2 separate regions of the Homo sapiens genome follow, and region 2 is linked to region 1. Evidence: read pairs that join two places in POLR2A ChIA-PET (ENCODE). Cell type or tissue: HepG2. All regions are shown on one strand. Links, peaks and the distances in the headings refer to the core of each region. The heading gives the core; the rest is flanking DNA.

What was found. Peaks named below come from ENCODE experiments on the same cell type or tissue, not always from the same donor. Only the 100,000 strongest peaks of a DNase experiment are listed, where the experiment ranks them.
Region 2: POLR2A ChIA-PET joins it to region 1 with 7 read pairs; 2 of 35 experiments call an interaction of 5 or more read pairs at or near these places.

The regions. Positions count from the first base shown.
Region 1 is chr7:95,027,370-95,032,020 of GRCh38, reverse strand. All of the region lies in intron 2 of PPP1R9A (protein phosphatase 1 regulatory subunit 9A), which reads right to left. Among named protein-coding and RNA genes, the nearest start is that of PPP1R9A, 120 kb to the right of the region's middle. In HepG2, for the core only: no CTCF peak of the experiment used is centred there; a DNase peak (open chromatin) is centred at 3,150.
Region 2 is chr7:94,915,948-94,921,389 of GRCh38, reverse strand. All of the region lies in intron 2 of PPP1R9A (protein phosphatase 1 regulatory subunit 9A), which reads right to left. Among named protein-coding and RNA genes, the nearest start is that of PPP1R9A, 11 kb to the right of the region's middle. In HepG2, for the core only: no CTCF peak of the experiment used is centred there; no DNase peak of the experiment used is centred there.

The sequences.
Region 1 (4,651 bases), core at 652-4,651:
AGACAGATTATAAAATAGACCATCACTTCTGAATACAGATAGGGTACAGTAGAAATAATAGGAAACAGAAATCCGAGGTTTTGCCTCAGGCATTTACTAGCTGAGTGACTGACTGACTGACTACAGATGACTTGGACCAGTCTAGTTGAAATAATTTAAGGTTATCTTCCCATTTCCATAATTACATATGAATTAGTCCTTCAAAAACTATATACTATTTAAGGTTCTATATTGACTTTTCTTTTTTTTTTTTTTTTGAAACTGAATCACCAAATCTCACTCTCTTGCCCAGGCTGCAGTGCAGTGATGCAATCTTAGCTCACTGCAGCCTCCGCCTCCCAGGTTCAAGTGATTCGTCTGCCTCAGCCTCCTGAGTACCTGGGATTACAGGTGTACACCATCAGGCCTAGTTAATTTTGATATTTTTAGTAGAAACGGCATTTCACCATGTTGGTCAGGCTGGTCTTGAACTCCTGACCTAAGGTGATCCCACCCACCTGAAACTCCTAAAGTACTCGGATTACAGGCATTAGCCACTGTGCCTAGCCAGTTTCTATAATACTGATTTTACAGCAAAGATTTTATTAAAGATCCAATATTATGCCCAAGATAAATTAAAATTATCACTTTATGAAAGGATTCCAAATAGGGTTTCTTTAAATAATTTTCCCAGAACTTATATTTTTACTTATTAGAGGTAACGCTTTCTGTATACCTTCCTAAAAATGTTAGAAATTTAATGTTACATCTAAGTTATACATTCAGCTGCCAACGTTAGGAATTAAATGTTATATTAAGTTATTCCTTCAACTATCTCCTACAACTGATTAAAGTAAACAAAAGGAAGAACAAGTTTCCATAAGACAAAATTGAAAACCAGTATTATGAATCCAGTTTTGGGTAGACACATTCAGGTAAACGCAAGGTTGATATTCAATAGTCACACATGGGTTTCTGCCCTACTTGGCCATCAGCTGCTGTTTAATAGAGGGCCCAACTACCCCTTTCCCACACGAGGTTCCCAGTCTCCTCTCCCAGAATCCCTGAATAAGCCACCTGCCCTATATTCCCCACAACTCCACAACTAAAGAGCGAAACCCCAGGAGGAAAGGGCAGGCCCAGTATGCTGTTCCAGTCCTGAATCCTTGGTGCCTATGCCACATAGGTTGTTAAATATTTGGAATATCACCCTTGGGTAAACGCTATGTGGGTGAAATATACTTTATGCCTTCTAAAGGAAGAGTAAGAGATTTAGTGGATCTGACTTCAAATTTTTCTATCTCTTTGGTTGAGTCGATCAAATTACTGGCAGCTTTATGCATGTAGGTAGGCAACGTTGCTCCCTGTTCTTTTTGGGGTTACCACCTCTTTTTTCTTTGTTGTCATTATAATGGTAAGAACTTCAGAGCTAACACTTGGACAGGAAAACTCAGTCCAAAATATTTGCCTCTAGGAAATCAGACATCTAAAAGTATATGTCAGTCTCTTTCCCTGATCTCAATCTGTGCAAAATTAAAAAAAAAATTAAAAGATTACAAAAATGTTTTTCAACAAAACATATCAAAATGTACAGTTTTTCTCTACAGTCTCAGAGGAACTTAACGGAATAGTAACTACTGGCTATCTAGAACACCACCAAATGCCAAAGAGACTGTCAGTTTGATTCAACTTGCTAATTAAAGTGAACTAAGATAACATTTGAAAGATGTTTTTAAAAAGTGTTTTACTAAACACTTGTTTACTTATTAAAAATCTTTCTAAATATTTCTCATTTGGATCTGACCAGCTACACTGTGATATATGTTATTAACACTATTTCACAGATGAGGATATTGATGCTCTCAGACATTTGCCCAATATTACTCTGCTGTTAATTAAGAGAGGGCACTGTGCACAGCAAAAGAAGCCTAAGAAGTACCCTAGAGAAACTTAAAATTCTAACTAAAGGACGAGCTCAAAGGGCTAAAATAGAGTTAGCGATGAGATATACGTCTTTGGAATCTCTCTTGCACTGTCATTACCATATTCATCCTACTGCAAAGGCGAGAGCCCTAGTACCTGCAACAGCCATGATGCTCAAGTTAAGCCTGCTGTCGCTTTAAAACAATAACATGTAAACTTAGTAAATGTACCAATCATTTAGTAAAGTAAATGCCAACTAAAACGGCAATGTATGTCAGTTTTGATTCACTAAGATATGCATCAGAAATATGAAATCAAACACATGTCTAAAATAATTTTCCAAAAAGCCAATAATGAGTGTGATAGGAAAGACATGCTTCAAAATAAAATTTTCTTCCCTGGGATTTATTAGATAAAATTCCCATTTAAAAATTAATTACAATAATTCCAGCAGTAGCATGATATAAGTCTCCTATCCCTAATAGTTCTTTACCAAAGTTATTAAGTGGAAAAATCACTTTACAACACACAAGTTGTCTTCTGTAATTACTTAAGACTAAACAGACCTTCTGGGCTCCCTTCATTCACTGATGGTTAAACAGTTGAGCAATATTTTAATATACATTCTATGTAATTGCACAGAATTTTAACATCATAAGCTATTGCCTGGAATCAATTATCTCAATCACAATTTCTCTAATTGTTTTTCCAAATATTTTTTATAAATCAAAATCTGGTCTACTTCCAATGGACTCAAAACTTGCTTACAGTTCCAGAACACAAAAATTTCCATTAAGTTAGGACTTACTACACAACAATAATAACAATAACAATAATACATTTCAATTCATGTTTTCATACCATCTTTTAAAAAGTAGCTTGGCCTCCCATAAAACACTTCCTCACCCTGTGAAAAAGATTTGTGACAGAACAGTGTGAACAAGGAAAGTATTTGGTGCAAAGAATATACGCGGCCTCTGTATGTTAACATTTATCAATGCTACAGTGTCTAGGATATAGTCTAGCACCTACACTCCAAAAGGCAAAAATTATTAAATGAAGCTCTTCAAACAGAAAGGCTCAGCTGTGACATATGCACCAAAAACAGGAGTTCTATTTTCCTTGGCTTTAAAAAAAAATCACTTCTGAGAATTTCTTCTGAGACCAATCTGCAAATAGACTTTTCACACTGACCTCCTTGTTTGTCCAAGCAGGTCTAAAGAGTGAAACCACAAGGTTCAATCAGTTAAGCTATCTTCCTGCTTTAGGCTCCACTCAAAGAGGGCTATTATGTCAATGCAGCCCTGCTACAAACAACTTCTGTAGGTGTTTAATTTCTGTCACCAGGGAACATCTGTCTATGGAATTTGTTTGTATGTATTAAATAGGATGTTCTTTACGTAACAAGCATAATAGAGTAAAACATATGCACATTCTAAGAACTTTAAACTTCATAAAAAGCACTTTTTCAAAAACTTCCCCACTTATGCTCCACATTCTATTCAGCCAAGTGAACACACATTATTTCCTCTAGCCCTAAAATGTTACCTAATATTTATTCCATCACACGATTTCTAATAAAACTTACCTAGATTACATGTTAATATATGCAATTACATGAACAATATATTAATAAAATGTGTTGTGTTAATTTTTAAATTTCCCTTCAGCAGAGCATTTGAGATTGCTATTCTAATTCCAAATATATAGTAAGCAATATGAATTCATTTTTATGAAAGAAAATTTCATATTTCTCATATTTCATTTATACCCCTGATTAGAAATATCAGTTATTCTAGGCTGAGTTTTCATCTTTGGGCAGCTGCTTTCTGTTTGTCCAACTTTGCATTACTAAATTGATCTAAAATCATCAAAATATTCTCTAAAAGGATTACACATGAGTTGTATGATTAAATATACTTGATTTCTCTACAGTATTGTCTTCTGAGGTGATTCTGAATCCTGAAAGACTCATTTATCCATAATCACAATACAGAATTTTAGTCACAGAAGAACCTTTGGTGATATGAGACAGCCCTAAATTTATGGTTGAGAAAAGTGAGGCTGAATAAAATGAAAATAATTTTATGTTATCCTGAAAACGAATATATGTCACTCAATGGACCTAAAAGTAAATACACAGGCAGGTCATTCATGAAGCCACAGCACAAAAAAACAAAATACATAAATCAAATACAGTCACATGAGGCATGCAGCATAAAGAGGTTTTGGCTGACAATAGACCACAAAAATGAGGGTGGTCCCATAAGATTATAATACCATACAGTAATTTTACTGTACCTCTTCTATGTTTAGATATATTAAACTATACAAATACTTACCATCGTGATACAACTGCCAACAGTATTCAGTACAGTAACATGCTGCACATGTTTGTTGCTAAGAGCAATAGACTAAACCATATAGCCTAGGTGTGTAGCAGGCTATATCATTTAGGTTTAAATAAAGTCCATGATGTTTGCACAACAACAAAATCACCTTGAAGCATCTCTCAGAACGTATCCCCGTCGCTAAGTGACACATGACTATAAAAATGTAGCTCTTTTCAAGAGAGGCTGGCAAGATAGCTGAATAGGAACAGCTATGGTCTGCAGCACCCAGCTAGATCAACGCAGAACGTGGGTGATTTCTGCATTTCCAACCGAGGTACACAGCTCATCTCATGGGGACTGGTTAGACAGTGGGTGCAGCCCACTTGGGGCGAGCCGAAGCAGGGTGGGGCATCACC
Region 2 (5,442 bases), core at 798-4,797, 110 kb after region 1:
CTGCAACTTCCGCCTCCCGGGTTCACGCCATTCTCCTGCCTCAGCCTCCCGAGTAGCTGGGACTACAGGCGCCCGCAACCACGCCCAGCTAATTTTTTTGTATTTTTAGTAGAGAGGGGTTTTCACAGTGTTCGCCAGGATGGTCTCGATTTCCTGACCTCGTGATCCGCCCGCCACAGCCTCCCAAAGTGTTGGAATTACAGGCGTGAGCCACCGCGCCCGGCCTCAAAAACAGATCTTAAAAACTAACCAATAAACCTGCTTTTCCCTCTCCTCTGTGGACCCTAACCATGAAAAGAAAACTCTTCACAAGCCTGAAAAGGTACCTCTGACTGTGAGTACTATTTAAGATTGTTATATTGAAGATTAGACAATTTTCTGATATGAATGTAGCCTCCATGAGGCTGTATACTTACATATTTTTAAAAGAGGAGGAGTAAAAAGAAATTTTTGGAGGAGAAATCCGAGGTGAATAAAAGAGAAAAGACCATCTTACTATACAGCAACAGACTCAACATGCAGGTCACTCAGTTTCATAGGGTCATGCCAGTTCAAAGGCATCAAGACAGAAATACCAAAGACCTAATCCGCAAGATTCTCACTGCTTATTCCTGTAAAGAAACCTTCATGGTCATGACTCTATTCACCTTTTTGACCCTTGCCAACCACTCTATGTCCGAATCTAGCCCTATATATTTCAACTGGCATGGAAAACAACTTGGAAGATTAGCTTTCCCCGGCACAAAACTCATCTGACTTATAAAAGAGGGCAGGAGACTAACAGATCTGTGAGCAGTTTCATTTACCATTATCCATAAATACTTGGTGAACAGTTTTAACTCCACAAATACTTTTTAAAAATACCAATGAAATAGATTAAGTAAGCAAAGAACAAAACTTTCCTCCTAAAATATAAAATTTCCTGATATCTTCATACTGTATTTCGCTGTCTTCTTTGTAAGGATATGTGCATGAGAAAGAGTAAGTTAGGCTGAAAACCGGGAACTGTAAAAAAAAAAAAAATTATCAATATTTCAATCATGTTGAACTGTGCTATGAAGCTATTTCCAGAGCAAAAGTGAGTGAAGCAATTAATATGTCAGCAACTATATTACAAAACATTTCTTTCTTTATTCTTAGTTTCCTCAGCAGGGTGTTTTAACATATAGTTAAACCCATACTTTCAAAAGTCAAGTTGCTCTAAAAATCCACTCTATAAAATTGTGCTCCCATGGACTTAATATTTTACTCATTTTAAGGTTTCTACTATAATCTATAGAATTATTGTTCTCAAGAACAATTTAACATAAATTTTTCATTTTGATATTTCAACAAAAGATGTCCAGAATTTTCTCTTTGAAATCATAGCACAAATATTTATGATTATGGTATAGTACAAATATGTTTAAGACACAGAGAATTACAGGATGGTAAAGCCGAGAAACAATCTTAGTGATAAATTACAAGTAAGACAGCCTCAATTACAGGTAAGAAATTCAAGGCTTCAAGAGGCACACTTGTCCAACCTGACAGAATATCAAGTACCTCTCGATGTTACCATTATTATTACTAGTTAATGATATTTAATAGTAATATAGACTATATAGTAATATGCTCCAACAGACAATACATAGTAAACTAAATAAATATCTGCTTCAAATCACTCATCTTATAGATGGTTACAGTACAGATAATAGCATGTAGGCACAGGAAATCTATATCGAAATATTGAAGGATGAGAAAAAATTTTAAAGTAGTGAAGCTGTCCGTGAACAATTCCAATCAAAGTAAAAGAATAAGGAAAGTGACAATATAAGAGAAGTAGGATAGAAATAAGCATCAGATTATTAGAAAAGGAACAGGATTCCTTCACGCTATAAAAAGACCAATGTAAAGATGAAACTCAGCATCAATGCCACTTGTACCTTTAAAGAAACCCTATGTTGGCAGGACATGGTGGCTCACACCTACAATCCCAGCATTTTGGGAGGGTGAGGCAAGAGGGTCACTTGAGCCCAGGAGTTCAAGACCAGCCTAGACAATATAGCAAGACCCTGAATCTACAAAAAAAAAAAAAAAAAAAAAAAATGTAATTATCCAGGCACTGTGGCACACACCTGTAGTCCCAGCTACTTGGGAGGCTGGGGCAGGAAGATCCCTTGTGCGCAGGAGTTCAAGGCTGCAGTGAGCTTTGATCGTGCCACTGAACTCCAGCCTGAGCAACAGGGCAAGACCCTGTCTCTAAAAGGAAATAAAGAAACCCTATGCTGAATCAAACACTCATGCTTCATGTGTAGCAATTTTAGATTACATTAAGAGAAGTGCGGTGTCCCACGCAAGGGAGTTGTTCAGCCATCCTCTCAGCCACATAAACCTATTCTTCCTCAGTTATACATTTCATTCTTCTTGAATCCTACTGTCTCCTCAGCTTCATGTGTTCTTCCTCTCTATGAAACACATAAAATGGCAGATAGCATTTGTTGCTCCCACATCATGCCACTTAACTTTTAGACCATATCACCAACCAGAAGAAAATTCTTTATGCCATTGCTCTCTAGACTTTCCTGTAGTGTGCTATCCTTTTGATATCTTAAATTTAATATATTCCAAGCCATACTCCTATATTCTTCTTCAAGTCTCCTATATTCTTTTTTAAAAGCATTTGTAAGAAATGTCCAGAAGTAAGTCTACAGAAAAAGCAAGTCAATTACTGCTTTCCAGAGGATGAAGAAGGAAGGGGAATTGGGAATGACAATTCACAGACACAGGGTCTCTTTCTAGGATGATGAAAAAGTTCTAGAATCAGATAAAAGTGATGGCTGCACAACACTGTGAATATACTAAAAACCACTGAATTGTGCACTTCAAAGTGGTGAACTTTGTTACCTGAATTTTATCTTAATAAAAAATTGCAAATTAAAATTAAATAAAAAGAAGAGTGAGTGCACCACCTCCCTACACACACCAGCATGCCCCTCCTTCTAACTTTCCTTTTACCTTCCAAAGTAATAAACTCTCCATCGGTAGAATTATTCAAGCAGAAGCTGAAACATCATCTGTCAGGAGTATGCTACTGAAGGGCTTCCTGAAGTGACTGGGAAATGACGCTAGATTACCTTCAAGTATATTTCATCTCTAAATGTCTATGTCACAAACTAAAGAGATGAGAACCAGGAGAAAACTGTAAAAGTGACCAGAAGAAAAACTATAAAGCATAACTTGAAAAGTTTTCTTCCTTTTCAAAACCATAGCTATAGAATATAATGAAGCAAAAGAACAAAAAGAAAATAGGTCCAAATGAGAGCATAGAAAATCAAGAAAAATATCAGGTAAATTAGATAACAGCATAAAAAGCAACAATCTATAGTAATGTTTGTTTTGTTTATACAGAATTTATCCCACATCTAACTATATTTCTCTATGAAAATTCCTAAACTTGTTTTCAAGTGGTAGAGAAAGTGTTAGAAAAAAATCTAATGCAGATGAGATTTCAATCAAATTACTTGTAATGGGCATATTAACTGGGTTAACAAGGTAAACGACACATGGATAACATAACACAAAGTGATTTTCCTCCAAATTTGGCATCTTATCTTTCAAGTACATGAACCCAACAATTAGTGTCATTTGTGAGAAAGTTTAGAGGGAACACAAAGTATGTATGATCCAAAAAGCAAGCAACTGCTGGGCACAGTGGCTCATGCCTTTAATCTCAGCACTTCGGGAGGCCAAGGCAGGAGGGTCGCTTGAACCCAGGAGTTCAAGACAAGCCTAGACAACATAGTGAGACTTCATCTCTACAAAAAAAAAAAAAATAATAACAGGCATGGTGGCGCTTGCCTGTAGTCCTAGCTGCATGGGAGGCTGAGGCAGGAGAATTACTTGTGCCCCAGAGGTCAGGGCTGCAGTGAGCCATGACTGCATCACTGCACTACAGCCAGGGTGACAGAGCAAGACCTTGTCTCAAAAAAAATTAATTAAATTAACAAAAAACAAGAAACTTTAAATATTTCTATTACAAATAAATACCAGTAAACATCTGAAATAATCTGCTGTCAAAAGAATCCCTTTTTAAACACTAAATGATCACTGTTCAGTTTAAAAGTATAGCTATACCTCTGGATTTTAGAAAAGGGGTTCATTCAACAAATCTTCATTATTTGATTTTACAAAGTATATTAAAATATTTGACATATTTCATTTACCTGGTTATGAAGCATAGGTCATAAAACATAAAAATTTAAAAGGAAATCCAATTTAAATGTTATACCATCGGCTGGGCACAGTGGTTCACGCCTATAATCTCAGCACTTTGGGAGGCCAACGCGGTCAGATCACTTGAGGTCAGGAGTTCGAGACTAGCCTGGCCAACATGGTAAAAACCCTGTCTCTACTAAAAATATAAAAATTAGTCTGGAATAGTTGTGCATGCCTGTTGTCCCAGCTACTCAGAGGGCTGAGGCCTGAGAATCTCTTGAACCCAGGAGGTGGAGGTTTCAGTGAGCTGAGATCGTGCCACTGCACTCCAACCTGGGTGACAGAGCAAAGCTCCCTCTCAAAAAACAAAAAACAAAAAACAAACAAAAAAAAAGTTGTACCATCAAAGTTATCCAAGAAAAGCAAGTTAAATCATATGACCATTCTTATACTAAGTTTATTAATTTACACTTGCAAAAGAATGAAAGAAATGAAATTTCTGATTCCATTAAAAACTTCTTCCTCCCAACTTTTTATAACTAAAAACTTAAACCACACAAAGAGCCTAGGATGTGACTTTTTAATGACCCAAATGCCTTGAGTTAAGGATAATAATCCACTTTGGGATCCAGAAACAGAGTATTCATGCACTTTACAAGATTATACCTTATTTCATCTTCAGAGAATATTATTCCACCCAACCAGATATAGCAGCCCATCTGGAAAGGAAATTTATTACATGTTGCTTCCCTAACATGCTATGGCCAGCCACTTTCAGAAGCCAGAAGATTGTACTTCAAATTCATATTCCAAAGAGTGATCTCTTGATCAGCGGCATCGGCACCACTTGAGAGCTTGTTAGAAATGTAAAATCTAAGGTTCCCCTCCAGACATACTGTTAACGTGGTTTTCCTGTATTATTTCAGAATATGAAATTCTATTATAGAGGTAAACAAAACTAATGGGATGGATGAAACACTTAAGAAGTGATAATCATAGATGGTAAATAAACTAACAACTTATGAGACAGAGGCAACACTCAGGCTGGGCCAAGTATTGATAATGAGAATGCAAGCTGGTGAAATGAAGGCAGTCAGCAGATGCGTAATAAATAGGTAAGCTGGGAGTAAGACATGACAACAATAAAATAAATAGAAATTATGATAAAATGAATGAGATTTACTTATAGACAAAAAGCAGTGGAAATACCAAGTCACCATTATGCCTGGACTGATAGCTACATTA